Regions from separate parts of the Homo sapiens genome. Here region 2 is linked to region 1. Evidence: chromatin loops called from intact Hi-C (ENCODE). Cell type or tissue: Caco-2. All regions are shown on one strand. Links, peaks and the distances in the headings refer to the core of each region. The heading gives the core; the rest is flanking DNA. Region 1 overlaps ITIH5 (inter-alpha-trypsin inhibitor heavy chain 5). Region 2 has its middle 17 kb from the start of ITIH2.

The links. A loop is a pair of places that touch in the nucleus more often than their neighbours do. Peaks named below come from ENCODE experiments on the same cell type or tissue, not always from the same donor. Only the 100,000 strongest peaks of a DNase experiment are listed, where the experiment ranks them.
Region 2: it touches region 1 in a loop (6-fold over the local background); 6 of 110 quality-filtered maps call a loop at or near these places.

Annotation. Positions count from the first base shown.
Region 1 is chr10:7,619,354-7,628,254 of GRCh38, reverse strand. The region is part of intron 5 of ITIH5 (inter-alpha-trypsin inhibitor heavy chain 5); the gene reads left to right. Among named protein-coding and RNA genes, the nearest start is that of ITIH5, 43 kb to the left of the region's middle. In Caco-2, for the core only: no CTCF peak of the experiment used is centred there; a DNase peak (open chromatin) is centred at 5,102.
Region 2 is chr10:7,681,982-7,690,882 of GRCh38, reverse strand. No RefSeq gene overlaps it. Among named protein-coding and RNA genes, the nearest start is that of ITIH2, 17 kb to the left of the region's middle. RefSeq lists a silencer at 3,388-3,437 and an enhancer at 3,343-3,637. In Caco-2, for the core only: a CTCF peak has its summit at 3,422 (motif pointing right); DNase peaks (open chromatin) are centred at 3,432 and 4,262.

The sequences.
Region 1 (8,901 bases), core at 902-8,901:
CAGAGTTTCCTTGGGGTGATGAAGATGTTTTGGAACTTAATAGAGGTAGTGTTTGCACAACATTGTGGATGTACTAAATGCTATTTGTTTGTATACCTAAAAATGGTTAATTTTGGCTGGGCATGGTGGCTCAGGTCTGTAATCCCAGCACTTTAGAAGGCCAAGGTGGGTGGATAACTTGAGGCCAGGAGTTTGAGACTGGCCTGGCCAACATGGCGAAACCCCATCTCTACTAAAATACAAAAACGAGCTGGGCTTGGTGGCAGGCGCCTGTAATCCCAGCTACTTGGGAGGCTGAGGCAGGAGAATCGCTTGAATGTGGGAGGCGGAGGTTGCATTGAGCTGAGATTGCACCACTGCACTCCAGCCTGGGAGACAGAGCAGCAAGACTCTGTCTCAAAAAAAAAAAAAAAAAAAAAAAAAAAAAGGTTAATTTCATGTTCTGTGAGATTCACCTTGACTTTTGTTAAAAATGAAAAAATTACATTCTAGGTGGTTAGAATCTCCCTTCCTCCACATGCCCTGGAAGCCAGTTTGCTGTGTTCTCTGGCTGTTCTCTGTGGGTGCTTCACATGTGTGGGAAGGCAAATAAAAGGACTGGGTACTAACCAATTTATGGCTTGCTTTTTAATCATATCACTCCTGTGTAAGTGTCCAATAAAATGCCAATCTTCAAATAATCCTAAGAACTGAGGAAGCGTCATTGGAAAGAAGAGAACCACTGAAAATACAGCTTTATGACCTTTTATTTGGAAGACCTGGTGGCTGACACTGCAGCTGTCTTTGAGGACAGGCTACTGACCAGCCACACATCCCGCAAGGTCAAGTCCCCTCGACCAGAGACTAGCACAGTGTCCTGCATTTCAGTTGATGCCCAAGAAGGGCTTGAATTGAACCTGTTTAATTTTTTTTTTTTTTTTTTTTACTTTATCTTCTTATTTTCTTTTTTTTCTTTTACTTTAAGTTCTGGGATCCATGTGCAGAACGTGCAGGTTTGTTACATAGGTATACATGTGCCATGGTGGTTTGCTGCACCCATCAACCCGTCATCTAGGTTTTAAGCCCCGCATGTATTAGCTTTTGTCCTAATGCTTTCCCTCCCCTTGCCCACCACCCCGTTTTTGAAATTATTCTGATGTTTTTCTTTGCTCTGTGAGCATCATGATCTGCCTTTGCTGTGAAGACTTCGGTTGTCTTCGTAGACACTTGGTGTGGCACCTGGCATAGAATGGGTGCTCAGCAGGTGTTTGTTGAAGGAACTGAGGGGAAATAATTGTTGGTTATGACAGTGCTATCAGGTTTTCAGCACTTTCTTGGCTTACGTTGGTAAATTTTGCCAGATCTTGGGTCTAGCACTTATGTTGTTATGAAGCAGGGATTAAGAGACAAAAGTAATAACTAACTTTGGTTCCAGAAAATTCTGGTTACAGAAAATCTGGATAAATCCCCCTTAGCTAGGGTTGCCAGATGAGATATAAGATGCCCAGTTTCATTTGAATTCAGAGAAACGATATGTCCTGTGCAATATTTAGGACATGCTTGCACTAGGAAATTATTCATTGTTTATCCGAAATTCAAACGTAACCAGGCATTCTGTATTGTAATTTGCTAAATCGGGCAACTCTGCCTATTAAAGGGCTGCACTGTGACTGGCTGTGAAACCCCCAGCTCCAGGGTCCCGGTCTGGGTCCGGTCTCTGCTCTGCGGCTGGAAGGGCAGGACCCTGTTTGGCCTCTGCGAAATCTCTGTACCTTTGCCAGGAAACAATCTGGTTGTTATGTGAAGGTTTCCAGCATTGTTCACACAGAAATTATTCAGGTATGAATCATTTGGCCCCATAGTTGGTTGTGTTTTGATTTTTAATCCAATATGAAAATCCATGTTATCTTGTTTGTTTTGACGTTGGCTGTGGCTCGGTCAACCCAAGAGCGTGGCACGGTCAACCCAAGAGTGTGGCACAGAGGCTTTGGCTTTTCTCTGTAGCCCAATACCGGTGAGACACCTCCTCTTTACTGTGAGGCTTCACTCTTTTTCTTCCTTTTTCCTGCTGCCTTGGCTTGCTGTGGGAGGTGGATGTTGTCAGCATGTATGACCTGGGCCATCGCAGCTGTGGCTGAACCAGAGGTGGGCCGGGGGATGTGATGCAGATCACCAAGAGCATCTGCCACACCCCCTGAACACTTTCGGGAAGAGAAACATCAGTTCCCTTGAAGGGCTGCTCTGTCCATCTGCCCAGCTATGCACTAATGCATTTCATCATTTTCATCCTCAGTGTTCCGCAAGCTGGACGTGAACTCTCACATGTTTCTGGCGCTGTGCAAGGTTCCTGGAATCTACAGACGTCTAAGATGTTGTCACTGCCTTTGCAGAACTTAGAGCTGGCAATTAAAAACCTTGTAAAAATTGTGATAAAAAGCACACAATGTAAAATTTACCATCTTAGCCATTTCTTTTTCTTTTTCTTTCTTTCTTTCTTTCTTTTTTTTTTTTGAGACAGAATATCACTCTGTTACCCAGGCAAGAGTGCAGTGGTGCAGTCTTGGCTCATGGCAATCTCTGCCTCCTGGGTTCAAGCAATTCTCCTGCCTCAGCCTCCCCAGTAGCTGGGGTTACAAGCTCACGCCACCAGGCCCGGCTAATTTTTGTGTTTTTAATAGAGACAGGTTTTCACCATGTTGGCCAGGCCGATCTCGAACTCCTGACATCAAGTGATCTACCTGCCTTGGCCTCCCAAAGTGCTGGGATTACAGGTGTGATCCACATGCCCGGCCCATCTGAGTCACTTCTAAGTGTTTGGCAGTGTTAAGTCTATTCACATTGGTGTATTACCAATCTCCTGAACTTTTCCATCTCCCAAACTGAAACTTTGTACCCATTAAACACTGACTCCTCATCTCTCCTTCCCCCTGGTCCCAGATAACCACTGTTCTCCTTTCTGTCTCATCTATGAACTGGACAACTTTGCATACCTCATGTAAGTAGACTTATACAGTATCTGTTCTTTTGTGTCTGGCTTATTTCACCTGACATAATGTCCTCAAAGTTTATCCATGTTGTACCACATGTCAACATTTCTCTTCTTTTGAAGGCTGAATTATATTGCACTGTGTGTCTGCACCAAGTGCCACTCTGCTTTTCTCGGTTATTAGCCCCTGCTCTGCCTGCGTGCCAGAGAACCCTGCAAAGGCATTTGACAGAAGTCTCTCAATCTCATATTCCTTGGCTGCTCTACCATTGTTTCTGGTGGGCTTCCATTTGGTTGAATTCAAATGCTTGGGGCAGCTAGTATTTGAGGTCTCCAATGGACACGTGATGGCAGAAAGGGATAATGCATATATATATATATATATGTATGTATATATATACACATATATATACATACATATATACATATATACACATATATATGTGTATATACATGTATATACACATATATATGTGTATATATATATATATTTTTTTTTTTTTTTAGGCAGAGTCTCACTCTATCGCCCAGGTTGGAGTGCAGTGACACAATCTTGGCTCACTGCAACCTCTGCCTCCCAGGTTCAAGCAATTCTTCTGCCTCAGCCTCCTTAGTAGCTCATTTTTGTATTTTTAGTAGAGACAGGGTTTCACCATGTTAGCTAGGCTGGTCTGGAACTCCTGGCCCCAGGTGATCTGCCCCCCTTGGCCTCCCAAAGTGCTGGGATTATAGGCATGAGCCACCGTGCCTGGCCTGATAATGCATGTTTGTTTGTTTGTTTTGAGATGGAGTTTCGCTCTTGTTGCCCAGGCTGGAGTGCAATGGTACGATCTTGGCTCACTGCAACCTCTGCCTCCCGGGTCCAAGTGATTCTCCTGCCTCAGCCTCCCGAGTATCTAGGATTACAGGCATGCGCCACCATGTCCCGCTAAGTTTGTATTTTTAGTAGAGACGGGGTTTCTCCATGTTGGTCAGGCTGGTCTCGACCTCCCCACCTCAGGTGATCTGCCTACCTCGGCCTCCCAAAGTGCTGGGATTACAGGCATGAGCCACTGTGCCTGGCCTGGGAATGCATATTTTTAAGGGTTAACTTTTAGAAAGTGTGCTTGCTGGGTGAGGTAGTTGTACTTGTTTTCACACATAGTCTCTCTTGGGAAATTTTTTCAAATATGGAAAACTGAGAGTTGGGAATCTATTATTTTAGGAAGGAAGAGCATTGAATAAGCAGTGAAGAAAGCTGATTTGCTAAGAAACCTGGGCAAACATCTACTTAACTATAAAATACTACAGTTGAGTTTGAATCCCTTCAGCTATAAATTTGAATTAGTATTCTGTGCTATGTGTTGCTATCATATCTATATGATGCTGTTTTCCAAAAGGATTTAAAATACCAAACATTCACGTAGGGGGAAGAAAAATCCTTTCCCAAAGGAAAACTGTGGATAGTAAGAGACTTATGAAGGTATTTTTTTTTTTTTTTTTTTTTTGAGATGGAGTCTTACTCTGTCGCCCAGGCTGGAGTGCAGTGGTGCAATCTCGGCTCACTGTGAGCTCCACCTCCTGGGTTCACGCCATTCTCCTGCCTCACCCTCCTGAGTAGCTGGGACTACAGGCGCCTGCCACCACGCCTGGCTATTTTTTTGTATTTTTAGTAGAGACGGGGTTTCACCGTGTTATCCAGGATGGTCTCGATCTCCTGACCTTGTGATCCGCCTGCCTTGGCCTCCCAAAGTGCTGGGATTACAGGCGTGAGCCACCACGCCCGGCCTTATGAAGGTATTTAACCAAATTCCTTCTCATCGTCATTGCCTCTGTGTTACCAGTTTTTCTTTCAATCCTCTGCTGATTTGCTTGAGTTTTATCTTTATTGCCACCCTCAGAGGGTAGTGCTCCAATTATTCACAGTATTTTTGACCTCCATATATTTAAGAAATTGCCTCGTTGGATCCCAGGTAAGCAGGGTTCATAAACAAACATAGACAATTTAAGCTTCTTTCTAAAGAGGAAATGAGCAGGCAGCGTGTGTTGGGAAATCCTTTTGTCAATGCACCAGGTGTTGGCTGCTTTTCTCCGACAGCAGCCAAAACCCAGACCCTCAGGAAACAGAGGCCAGGAAATCCCTCTCCCTATCAACCCAGAGGGTGGCGCTTCCAGCCCGTGGCTGTGAGCATGGGGCTCTTCTCAATCTTTTCACCTTTGGCATTTTACATAGCAGTTGGCTGCCATCTTTCCCCATGTGATAATTGTCTAGGAAAAGATTGTATGTTTGCGACCAACCTCCATGTATCAGGACATCACTAAGGACATATGTTTTGTTCTCTTCAACTCTGATGCACAAGCTATAAAGTACTTTGTCATTACCTAATAGGATCAGACATAGGAATATTTAATGGCACTTATAAACATGGTTCTTAACTTTCTTTAGAGTCCTTGGAGAATGTGGCAAAATCAATGCATCCTTTCTTCAGAAAAAAATGTACATTTACGCTTACGTGCAAAATTCTGTGTATAATTTTAAGGGACTTTCAGACAGCTACTGACTTCATTATATTTTGTAAAGATTATTCTTTTTTTAAAGATTATTCTTTATATAAGCATATTGACATATGTATAATGTGTATATATATTGAATTTCCTGTTATGAATGTTTATTATGTGTCTGTCCTTTTAAAATATTGTTTTTTTCAAGCTTTCAGTGGTATAGAGAAAACTGTTATGACAAAATGTGAACTGTATGTTATCCAAGAGCATTTTTTTCTTTATAAGTTGCCTTTCATAATGGACAAAGTACAAAAAACTACTTCTGAAGGGGAAGAGGATGGAGCTAGTATGTATTGAGCACCTACTGTCTGCCAGGCACCACACGGGGTACCTTACATATGAGATCTCACTACATCTCAACAATGATTCTGTGACTGTGGAATTGTTTCCATGTAACAGATGTGGGACTGAAGCTCAGGAATATTAAGTCAGTCGTTTTGATTCAGTCACACTCTAGAACCCACTCTCTTTGGTATTCTGTAGTTTGCAAAGATAACACAAAACTTCTTGCTCTAAAATACTGGGCTTTAGAAAAGAAGAGAGCCCCCTGGGAGTCCTGGTGGCCTGAGAGGCAGGGAAGAGTCAGTGAGTGGAGGAAGAGCATGAATGAATTTTCCCGAGGGCAGGAGAGGCAGTTGTGTGTCCCTGGGGTTGTCTTGCATGGGATCACCAATGCCTGCATGAAGACAGGAAGATGGGATTAGAAGACTTGGCCTCCCTCAAATCGGAGCAGCTGCTCCAGCTCACCATAGAAGTGGGCAAGAAGGAGAGAACACGAAGGAGGAAAGAGACATGGGTTCTCATTAGACAAGTGGGTCAGATTCTTCCTCTTTTTTGTTCTGCACCAATGTCTTTCCTTGCGGTCTTCATTAACCTGTGACTCTGATGACCCTGCGGGTGACACTCATTTTTGTGCTTAGGAAATATCTGTGGCGGTAAGCAGGGTGAGCCCCCATTCACAGCAAGGAAAAACGGAGTCATGTTCTTCTGCTCTGGGATTTTGGTCAGTAACGGTGGAACAGCCCATATGAACCTACTTAACAGATTTTTTTCCCCCTTAATAAAAAGATGATTCTATTTTCTAGAGATGCTCCTCTGGAATTGCTCCCAGTAAACTTAAAAAAAAAGTAGTGAAAAATTTATTGGGTCACATTTACTGTCTGCTTCTTCCTGGGTGGTGGTTGGCCTCAGGAACCAGGCTCCTTGGTGAGTAACCAAACTGAGAATCAACCCATTCTTTGGGTGTGTAAAATAATCCCATTTAGTTGAATCTCATGAATTTTCATCATGAGCTAGTAAAACCAGAGGTCACTAGGAAGCCAAAATAATCATACAGTATCCTTCCTCATGGTCCATATCAAAGAGCCTAGTCGAGTGAATGATGGACAGAGAAATTATACTTTCTAATCCCCAGTGCTTTTACTCAGCCATGAATGGTATTAATTCAGGGAGCTTGTAAAAAGCATTTTCACGAGATTGGAAGCAAGACTAAGTAGGTACATGCTGGCAGCATAAAGAGAGTCTAATCTAATTATTGTAGAATCTTAGAGATAATCTAAGTGCTGCCTAATTGCATACAACACATTTTATTGACACTTTTCTATGTGTAAGGCACACAGACCATGTGTAAGCTACATGCCTATTTTCTATGGGCAAAAACCGGAATCACCCAGAGGGCTCGTTAAAACACAAATGGCGGAGTCCCATCCCCAGAGTTTCTGACTCCGAGTTTCTGGGGTGGGCCTGAGAATTGGCATTTCTAGCAAGTTCCCAGGAGCTGCTGATGCTGCTGGTTCAAGATCACACTGTGAGAACTGCTCTACACCCTCGTGGGGGGGATTATTCCAGGGTTCACTTGAGCCCTTCTAATGGGATGGGTTGTGAAGGCGGCCGATCCCAACAGGACAGCTTTCTTAGGGTTCACCGACACTGCGCTGAAAAGTGCCTCCCGGAAACTCTCTCCCTGGTCCTAATTCTGCCGGCTGGAATTGCTCTGGACACACCTAATCCTCATTTAATAAATGCCCATGCACATTCATCCTAAGGAGAAGGACAGAGAGGGGTCTGTTTGGCAAATAACATTGTTATGTTCCATGCCGGGGAATGCCTGTTTAATCTACTTTGCTAACAATAAATTTAAATGTTAATAACTGGGGTGTACATACACCATAAACGGTACAAATGTCATGTGTACAGCTTGATAAAATTTTACATAGGTATACCCTCATTCAACTGCCTTCCACCTCAAGACATGGAATATTTTCACCCTTCCTCAAAATTACCACGTGCTCTTTCCTGGTCCTGAGCAGGCCTTCAAAGGTCAGCAGTGTTCTACTCCAGTTGCCATGGGTATTTCATGCTCCTCTTGAACTTTATGCAGATGGAAGCAGAGAGAACATGCGCTTTTGTATCTGATATTTTCACTCAAGAAGACTGTGAGGTTCAACCATGTTCTAAATAGCAATATTAGTTCTTTTGTTTTTATTGCCTTGTGGTATCCCAAGTTTGACTTGTGTTTATAGTTGTATATGTAATTGCTCCTTCTATTTTTTTTTTTGCGGGGGTAGGGGGTGGTGGGATGGAATTTTGCTCTTGTTGCCCAGGCTGGAGTCCAATGGCACTATCTCAGCTCACTGCAACCTCCGCCTCCCTGGTTCAAGCGATATTCTCCTGCCTCAGCCTCCTGAGTAGCTGGGATTACAGCCACCACACCCACCTAATTTTTTGTATTTTTAGTAGAGACGAGGTTTCTCCATGTTGGCCAGGCTGATCTCAAACTCCTGACCTCAGGTGATCCACCCGCCTCAGCCTCCCAAAGTGCTGGGATTACAGGCGTGAGCCACCGGGCCTGGCCCCTCCTTCTATTTTATATAGTTAAGGTTGGAAATTGATATGGTTTGGCTCTGTGTCCCCACGGAAATAGCATTTCGAATTGTAATCCCCATGTGTCGGAGGAGTGGCCTGGTGGGAGGTGATTGGACCATGGAGGTGAATTTCCCCCTTGCTGTTCTCGTGATAGTGAGTGAGTTCTCACGAGATCTCATGGTTTAAAAGTCCGGCGCTTCCCAGTTCTGTCTCTCGCTCCTGCCGCCTTGTAGACGTGTTCGCTTTGCGTTTGCCTTCTGCGTGATTGTAAGTTTCCCGAGGCTTCCCCAGCCATGCGGAACTGTGAGTCAATTAAACCTCTTTTCTGTATAAACTACCCAGTCTCAGGTACTTCTTGATAACAGTGTGAAAATGGACTGATACAGTAATGATATAAGCTAGCATGACTGCTGACTGTGAACTGGAAAATGGTGCTAAGTACGTGACATCACTTGATCTTTTCAATACTGTGAGATTGGTACTATCATTAATCCATTTTACAGATGAGATAACCAAGGCCGAGTAACTTG
Region 2 (8,901 bases), core at 1-8,000, 64 kb before region 1:
CCGGGTTCATGCCATTCTCCTGCTTCAGCCTCCCGAGTAGCTGGGACTACAGGTGCCTGTCACCAAGCTCGGCTAATTTTTTTGTATTTTTAGTGGAGATGGGGTTTCACTGTGTTAGCCGGGATGGTCTCGATCTCCTGACCTCGTGATCTGCCTGCCTCAGCCTCCCAAGGTGCTGGGATTACAGTAATCCCATCATGAGGATTTAATCCTCCTGAACTCACCTAAACATAATCACCTTTCCAAAACCCCATCTAGTATCATTCCACTGGGAGTAAGGTTTCAACATGGGAATTTTGGGAAGACACAAACATGCAATCTATAGCATATACATTGAATTTTGAGGGAATGCAAAGACTGAGTAAATCAAGGTTAATTGTACTTTGAATCAAGAAATGTTCACCACTTGAAAAAAGTAACATCACAGTTGCCACTGTTGCTCTTAGGGTACATGAGTAACCCATACCCCATATCTCTGTTAGTCTGAATTTGTAGTGTTGCAGGCATGGTGATCCGTATTTGTTGGTAACCATCCGACTCCTTCATAATGTCTTCTCCTGTGGTTATGCCCAAGTATGTGACTATTAAAAATCATATTTTATTATGGACATGTCCTCCTTTATATTACAATTAAAAATTTATATTCAATTTTTAAAATCATGTGTCTAGATAAGGTACATTATCTATTAATTTTATTTTTGGGGTAGCAGAGGTAGTGTCAAAATATTTATTATAAAAAACAGGACATTAGATCTGACACAGTTGAGAACAATTGGTTCAAGAGGAGACAAAAAGACAAAGGAATTGCTAAAATGTTTTGTGTGCTGTAGGAGTTGAGGGTAGAAGAGACAAAAGGAGTGTGGAAGGGTTGTTTTGGCAATGAGAATGGTGGGCAAAAAAATCTTTAAAAGCAAGAATGAATAATGCCTAATTAAAAAATGCTTCCTATATTCCAAGATGTCTTTAGTGAGTAGTATTTTGGAGAATTAAAAAACAAGAGAGTCATATTCCATGGCTCTATCTGTGCAGGCAAGACACACACAGAGAGAATTACTTTGGGAAGTGTATTAGTCAGCATAGGCTAGGCTATGTCCTGGTAACAAACAATCCCCAAATCTCAGTGGCTTAAACAACAAAAGCTTGCTTTTTCTTGGACATACTCCTTATCCATTTTTGTTGGGCCAAGGGCTCTGCTCTGTGTGGCCCTCACTCCAGTGGCCCAGGCTGAAAGAGGCAAGGCATGTGGCAGGGAGCAGGGAAACATGGAGGAGCACATGGGTTGAATGCTTCTACCTGGAAGTGTTGCATGGCGTTTTCATTTGTAGTTCATTGGCCACCACAAGGCGCATGGCCATGCTTAATTTCAAGAGGGTGGGGGATTGCAATCTTCCCTGTGCCTGGAAGTAGAAGGAAACCAGATCTTGGTATAGGATAACAGCAGCCACTGAAGGAGAGTGCTGAGGTTGGGAGTTGAACATGAAAGAAAGTCAAAGTGACCATTAGAATAAGCCCCAGAAATTGCAAGAATCTTGGGGAGGCCCTTGAACTTGCTGCCAAGCTCAGATTAGCACATTCAAATAGCATTTGCATAGATAACAAAGGTGAGTGGCTTTAGCTGAGGAAGGGTCACTATGCATCACATATTTATACTTTCTTTTTTTTCAACTTTTATTTTAAGTTCAGGGGTACATGTGCAGGATGTGCAGGTTTGTTACGTAAGTAAACATGTGCCATAGTGGTTTACTATACAGATCATCCCATCACCTAGGTATTAAGCCCAGCATCCATTAGCTATTCTTCCTGATGTGCTCCCTCCTCCCATCCCCCACCCTCCAACAGACCCGTGTGTGTGTTGTTCTCCCGGCCATGTGTCCATGTGTTCTCATCATTCAGCTCCTACTTATGAGTGAGAACATGCAGCATTTGGTTTTCCGTTCCTGCGTTAGTTTGCTGAGGACAATGGCCTCCAGTTCCATCCACATCCCTGCAAAGGACATGATTTTGTTCCTTTTTATGGCTGCATAGTATTCCATGGTGTATATGTACCATACTTTCTTTATCTAGCCTATCATTGATGGGTATTTAGGTTGATTCCATGTCTTTGCTATTGTGAATAGTGCTGCAATGAACATACACGTGCATGTTTCTTTATAATAGAATTATTTATATTCCTTTGGGTATATACCAAGTAATGGGACTGCTGGGTCAAATGGTATTTCTGCCTCCAGGTCTTTGAGGAATCGTCACACTGTCTTCTACAGTGGTTGAACTAATTTACACTCCCACCAGCAGTGTAAAAGCTTTCCTTTTTCTCCACAACCTCAACAGCATCTGTCGTTTTTTTGAGTTTTTTTCTTTTTTTCTTTTTGAGACAGAGTCTAACTCTGTCACCCAGTTGGGAGTGCCTCAGCCTCAGACTCCCAAGTAGCTGGGATTACAGGCATGTGCCACCAGGCCCGACTAATTTTTGTATTTTTAGTAGAGAGTGGGTTTCACTATGTTGCTCAGGCTGGTCTCGAACTCCTGACCTCAAATGATCCTCCTGCCTAAGCCTCCCAAAATGCTAGGATTAAAGGTGTGAGCCACTGTGCCCTGCCGTTTTTTTGACTTTTTAATAATTGCCATTCTGACTGGTGTGAGATGATATCTCATTGTGGTTTTGATTTGCATTTATCTAATCGTCAGTGATGTTGAGCTTTTTTCATATGTTTGTTGACCGCATGTATGTCTTTTTTTAAGAAGTGTCTGTTCATGTCCTTTGCCCACTTTTTAATGGAGTTTTTTTTCTTGTAAATTTGTTTAAGTACCTTGTAGTTGTTGAATGTTAGATATTTGTCAGATGGATAGATTGCAAAATTTTTCTCCCATTCTGCAGGCTGTCTGTTCACTCTGATGATAGTTTCTTTTGCTGTGCAGAAGCTCTTCAGTTTTGTTAGATCCCACAGACATTTGTGCTTTCCATGACAACTTGCAGCCTCTCCGGAGGCACCAGGCAGTGACCCTGACTCTGCCGGGAGCCCCTTCCTCACATCGTGTAGAAAGTAAGTCTTTGTGGTCAATGGATGAGGAGAGTGCGCTCTTCTAGAATCACAGAGGGTGTTTTCCTTCCTCACATCGTGTAGAAAGTAAGTCTTTGTGGTCAATGGATGAGGAGAGTGCGCTCTTCTAGAATCACAGAGGGTGTTTTCCGTAGGAAGCTGCTGTGTGGACTCAGGAACAAGGGGCAGCAACCTGGGAGAGTTTGGGAAAATAATTTTAGAGCAGCCACTTATTGGGGGAAACATTCTGGTTTTACTCAGTGTCTGTTGTTACTTTCATGTGGCTGTTGGATGGTGCCCCTATGAGACTCCCATAATTAAGCAAATCCCTTGAAGCGGTCTTCAAAGTGTGTCTCCGCTAGATGGCGTGAGGTGCTCGCCTGTTTCCAGCTGATGGAAGTGACTTGAGCTAAGCCAGGGACCAGGAACTTGAAGGTAAAACAGCGCCTCACGCTGCGGGCTGATGAAATATGCAGTCGGCGGATGTAAAGGACTACGTCGTACTAGAATAATAATACAATACGGGGGCTTTATTGCAGTGGTATTAAATAAATACACACCCAATATCACTAGAGGCAATGAAGTAGTTTTTCCTTTCCAAAAACATAGTCGTGTAACTGTTATTATAGATTGATTCTGATACAAAATGTGCACACAGAATGAATATTTAAGGGTAATTCATTTATAAGGTGTTATTCAGAAACGGCACTTACAAAACAGAAGATGTAGATACTTATTACAGGAAACTAAGCAGCCAATCAACCAATCGGTATGTACCGAATATTTCTGCAGGCAGTGCACGTTGTTACACTGTACGGCAGGTGAGACAGTGTACACTGTGGTTAAGAGTACAGTCTTTGAGGCCAGACAGACTGAGTTTGTATTATTTATTAGCTATGACCTTGGGCACATTGCTGCATCTCTCTGGGCATCAGTTTCCTTGTCCGTAAAACGGGAATAATCATACCTATCTCATAGGGTTATTGTAAAGAGTCAGTCTTTGTAAAGCATTTCAAATATAGCCTTGAACACAGTTAAGAGCTATACAAGTGTCAGTCATCATTATAATTGTTTGTTATGACGTGGCTCTTCACTTTACAAAGGAACTCATTCACTGTAGGGTTCAATGGAACAAAAATGTGTCAAGTACCTATTATGTGCTAGACAGGACATTGATCACTGTGGACAGATCAAAGGACTATGAGAGCGGCTAAGGCGTGGCTCCTGTCTTACAGGATCTAGGAATTTCATAGGGCAGAAGGATCACACAGTTAACTAACCATGCAGAAATGCAAAGGGTGATGGTACTGATACAAATGACTGTGACAATCTGGAAAGGAGGAAATAGTGTTTGAGTAGAGCTTGCAAAAATGGGCAGGGTTCAGTGAGTGGAGGTGCCAGGAAGCGTTTTCAATGGGAGCAGTATGAGCAAAGGCTCCCAGGCCGGGCCATGTGGGCACTTTCGTAAGGTCTGCAGAAGGCTGGAATGACTGAAGTGTGGAGACTCATGGGAAGATATGACTGAAAGTATGTCTCCATAATGACCACTTCAATCATCTTAAACATTTGAAAACTTTTTTTTTCATTTATTCCTCCTACTTTTTATTTCCTGGATTATTTTTAATTTTTAAAATTTTTAATCATTAATTGTTTTAGAGACGGGATCTTGCTGTGTCACCTAGACTGGAGTGTAGTGGCATGATCATAGCTCACTGCAGCCTCAAATTCCTGGGCTCCAGTGATCCTCCTGCCTCAGCCTCCTGAGTAGCTGGGACTACAGGTGCACATCACCACACCTGGCTAAATTTTTGTTGCTGTTGAGACAGGGTCTTGCTATGTTGTCCAGGCTGGTCTCCAACTCCTGGCCTCAAGCAGTCCTCCTGCCTCCACCTCTCTAGGACCTGGGTCTATATGTGTGAGCCTGGGTGCCCAGCTTTTCCTGAAGTATGTTAAAGTAAATTCCAGATATTGAATCATTGCACTTATAAACACTCAAGATGTAGCCTCAACTGAGAATATCTTTTTATGTAACCACAACACCATTATTACAGCTTACATAATGAATCATATTTCCTTAATATTACCTATTTCAAGTGGTTTTTGATTTGTTTTTAAGAGCAAGAAGACAATCCTAGTGATATCGTAAAAAGATTAGAGAGGAGAAAAATCAGAAGAGAAACTAGTTAGGAGGTCATTGTGATAGCTTTTTGTTAAAAGCTTTAGTTTTAGACTTTGGCAGTGCACAAAGCAAAAGAGATGGCTGAAAAGCAGCAAGAAGCCAAGATTGGATGGGAGGGAAGTTTTTTGTTTTGTTTTGTTTTGTTTTAGATGGAGTCTCGCTCTGTCACCCAGGCTGGAGTGTGGTGGAGGGATCTCGGCTCACTGCAACCTCCGCCTGAGCCTCCTGAGTAGCTGGGATTACAGGTGTGTGCCACCATGCCCAGCTAATTTTTATATTTTTAGTAGAGTTGGGGTTTCACCATGTTGGCCAGGGTGGTCTCGAACTCCTGACCTCAGGTGATCCACCCGCCTTGGCCTCCCAAAGTGCTGGGATTACAGGTGTGAGCCTCCATGCCTGGCCAGGGGGGAGTTTTAAGAGTGAGGGAGCATAAACTGAGGAACAGAGGGGAGCTAGAGAAGGGCAGGAAGATTTAATGGACTTTATTAGGAATTTAAATTGTATGGCTCCATTTAGACAGAATTGGCATATGCATTATTAGGGACAGAGATGCATTGTTTTATTTTTTAATTTCAACTTTTATTTTAGCTTCAGTGGGTACATGTGCAGGTTTGTTACCTGGATATATTGTGTGATGCTGACGTTTGGTGTTTGAGTGATCCCATCACCAAGGTACTGAGCATAGGTAGTTTTGGGTCCTAGTTCCCCTCCTTCCCTCCTGCCTCTAGTAGTCCCCCATGTCTATTGTGTCCTCAATGTTTAGCTCCCACTTATAAGTGAGAACATGTGATATTTGGTTTTCTGTTCCTGTGTTAGTTTGCTTAGGATAATGGCCTCCAGCTCTATCCACGTTGCTGCAAAGAACATGATTTCTTTCTTTTTTATGGCTGTGTAGTATTCCATGGGGTGTATGTACCACATTTTCTTTATCCAATCCACCACTGATGGGTACCTAGGTTGATTCTGTCTTTGCTTCTCTGAATAACACTTTGATAAACATACAAGTGCATATGTCTTTTTGGTAGAACGATTTATTTTGGATATATACCTAGTAATGGGATTGCTGGGCTGAATGGAGGTTCTATTTAAAGCTCTTTGAGAAATCTCCAAAATGCTTTCCACAGTGGCTGAACTAATTTACATTTCTGCCAATAGTGTATACGTGTTCCCTTTTCTCCACAACCTCACCAACATCTGTAATTTTTGGACTTTTTATCAAAAGTCATTCTGACTGGTGTGAGGCGGTATCTCATTGTGGTTTTAATTTGCGTCTCTCTAAAGATCAGTGATGTTGAGCCTGTTTTTCATGTTTGTTGGCTGCTTGTATATCTTCTTCTGAGAAGTATTTGTTCATGTCCTTTTCCCACTTTTAAATGGGGTTATTTGATTTTTGCTTGTTTAATTGTTCCTTATAGATTCCAGATATTAGCCCTTTGTCAGATGCACAGTTTGTGAATATTCCCTCTCGTTCTGTAGCTTGTCTGTTCACTCTGTTGATAGCCTGTTTACTCTGTTGATCGTTTATTTTGCTGTGTGGAAGCTCTTTAGTTTAACTAGGTCCCAATGTCATTTTTTGTTTTCACTGAATTGCTTCTGAGGACTTAGTCATAAATTGTTTGACAACGCTGATGTCCAGAATAATATTCCCTAGGTTTTCTTCTGGGATTTTAATAATTTGTGGTCATACATTTAAGTCTTTAATTCATCTAGAGTTAATTTTTGTGTATGGTGAAAGGTAAGGGTCCAGTTTCAATCTTCTGCATGTGACTAGCCAGTTATCTCATTACCATTTGTTAAATAGGGAGTTTTTTTCCTCATTGCTTGTTTTTGTCAGCTCTGTCAAAGATCAGGCAGTTGTAGGTGCATAGCTTTATCTCTGTGTTCCCTATTCTGTTCCACTGGTCTATTTGTCTATTTTTATACCAGCACTGTGCTGTTTGGTTACTGTAGCCCTGTAGTATAGTTTGAAGTTGGGTAATGTGATGCCTCCAGCTTTGTTTTGCTTAGGGTGGCCTTGGCTATTTAGACTCTTTTTTGGTTCCATATGAATTTTAGAATACTTTTTTCTATTTCAGTGAGAAATGATCTTGGTAGTTTCTTAGGAATAGTGTTGACTCTATCTTGCTTTGGGCAGTATGGCATTTTAATGATATTGATTCTTCCAATCCATGAGCATGGAATGGTTTTCCATTTTTTAATATCATCTACGATTTCTTTCAGCAGTGTTTTGTAGTTCTCCTTGTAGACATCTTTCACCTCCTTGATTAAATGTATTCCTAGGTATTTTGTGTGTGTGTTTGTGTGTGTGTGTGTGTGGCTACTGTAAATGGGACGTGTTCTTGCTTTGGCTGTCAGCTGGAGTATTGGTGTATAGAAGTGCTACTGATTTTTGTACACTGATTTTGTATCCTGCAACTTTACTGAAGTTGCTTATCAGTTCTAGGAGCCTTTTGGTGGAGTTGTGAGCATTTTCTAGGTATAGAATTGTATCATCGGCAAAGAAAAATCATTTGACTTCTTTTCCTATTTTGATGTCTTTAATTTATTTCTCTTGCCTTATTGCTCTGGCTAGGACGTCCAGTACTATGTTGAATAGGAGTGGTGAGAGTGGGTATCCTTGTGTTGTTCAAGTTCTCAAGGGGAATGTTTCCAGGTTTTACCCATGCAGCATGATGTTGGTTGTGGGTTTGTCATAGATGGCTCTTATTATTGAGGTATGTTCCTTCAATGCCTAGGTTGTTGAGGGCTTTTAATCATGAGGAGATGCTGGATTTTATTGAAAGCTTTTTCTGCATCTATACAGATAATCATATGGTTTTTGTTTTTAATTTTTTTTGTATGGTGAATGACATTTATTAATTTCCACATGTTGAACCAACCCTGCATTCCAGGAATAAACCATACTTGATCGTGGTGAATTAACTTTTTGATGTGCTGTTGGATTTGGTTCACTAGCATTTTGTGGAGGATTTTTGAATCTATGTTCATCAGGGATATCTGCCTATAGTTTTCTTTTTTGTGTGTGTCTTTGCCAGATTTTGGTATGAGAATGATGCTGGCTATGTAGAATGTGTTTTAAAATAGTTTCAGTAGAATAAGAATAGGTACCAGCTCTTTGTAGAATTCTTCTATGTCTGGCAGAATTCAGCTGTGAGTCCATCAGGTTCAGGGCTCCTTTTTGTTGGTAGGTTTCTTACTACAGATTCAATTTGGGAGCTTGATCTTGGTCTGTTCAGGGTTTCAATTCCTGATCCAGTTTTGGAAGGTTGTGTGTTTCCAGGAATTTATCAATTTCTTCAAAAATTTCCAGTTTGTGTGCATGGAGATATTCATAATAGTCCCTGGGGATTCCTTCCTTCCTTCCTTCCTTCCTTCCTTCCTTCCTTCCTTCCTTCCTTCCTTACTTCCTTCCTTCCTTCCTTCCTTCCTTCCTTCTTCCCTCCCTCCCTCCCTTCTGTCTTTCTTTCTTTCTTTCTGTCTCTCTTTCTTTCCTTCCTTCCTTTCTTAATTTCTTTCTTTCTTTCCTTCCTTCTTTTCTTTTCTTTCCCTTCCTTCCTTCTTCTCTCTCTTTCTTTCTTTCTTTCTTTTCCTTTCTTTCCTCTCTTTCTTTCTTTCCTCTCTCTTTCTTTCTTTCTTTCCCTCCCTCCCTCCCTCTTTCTTTCTTTCTTTATTTCTTTCTTTCTT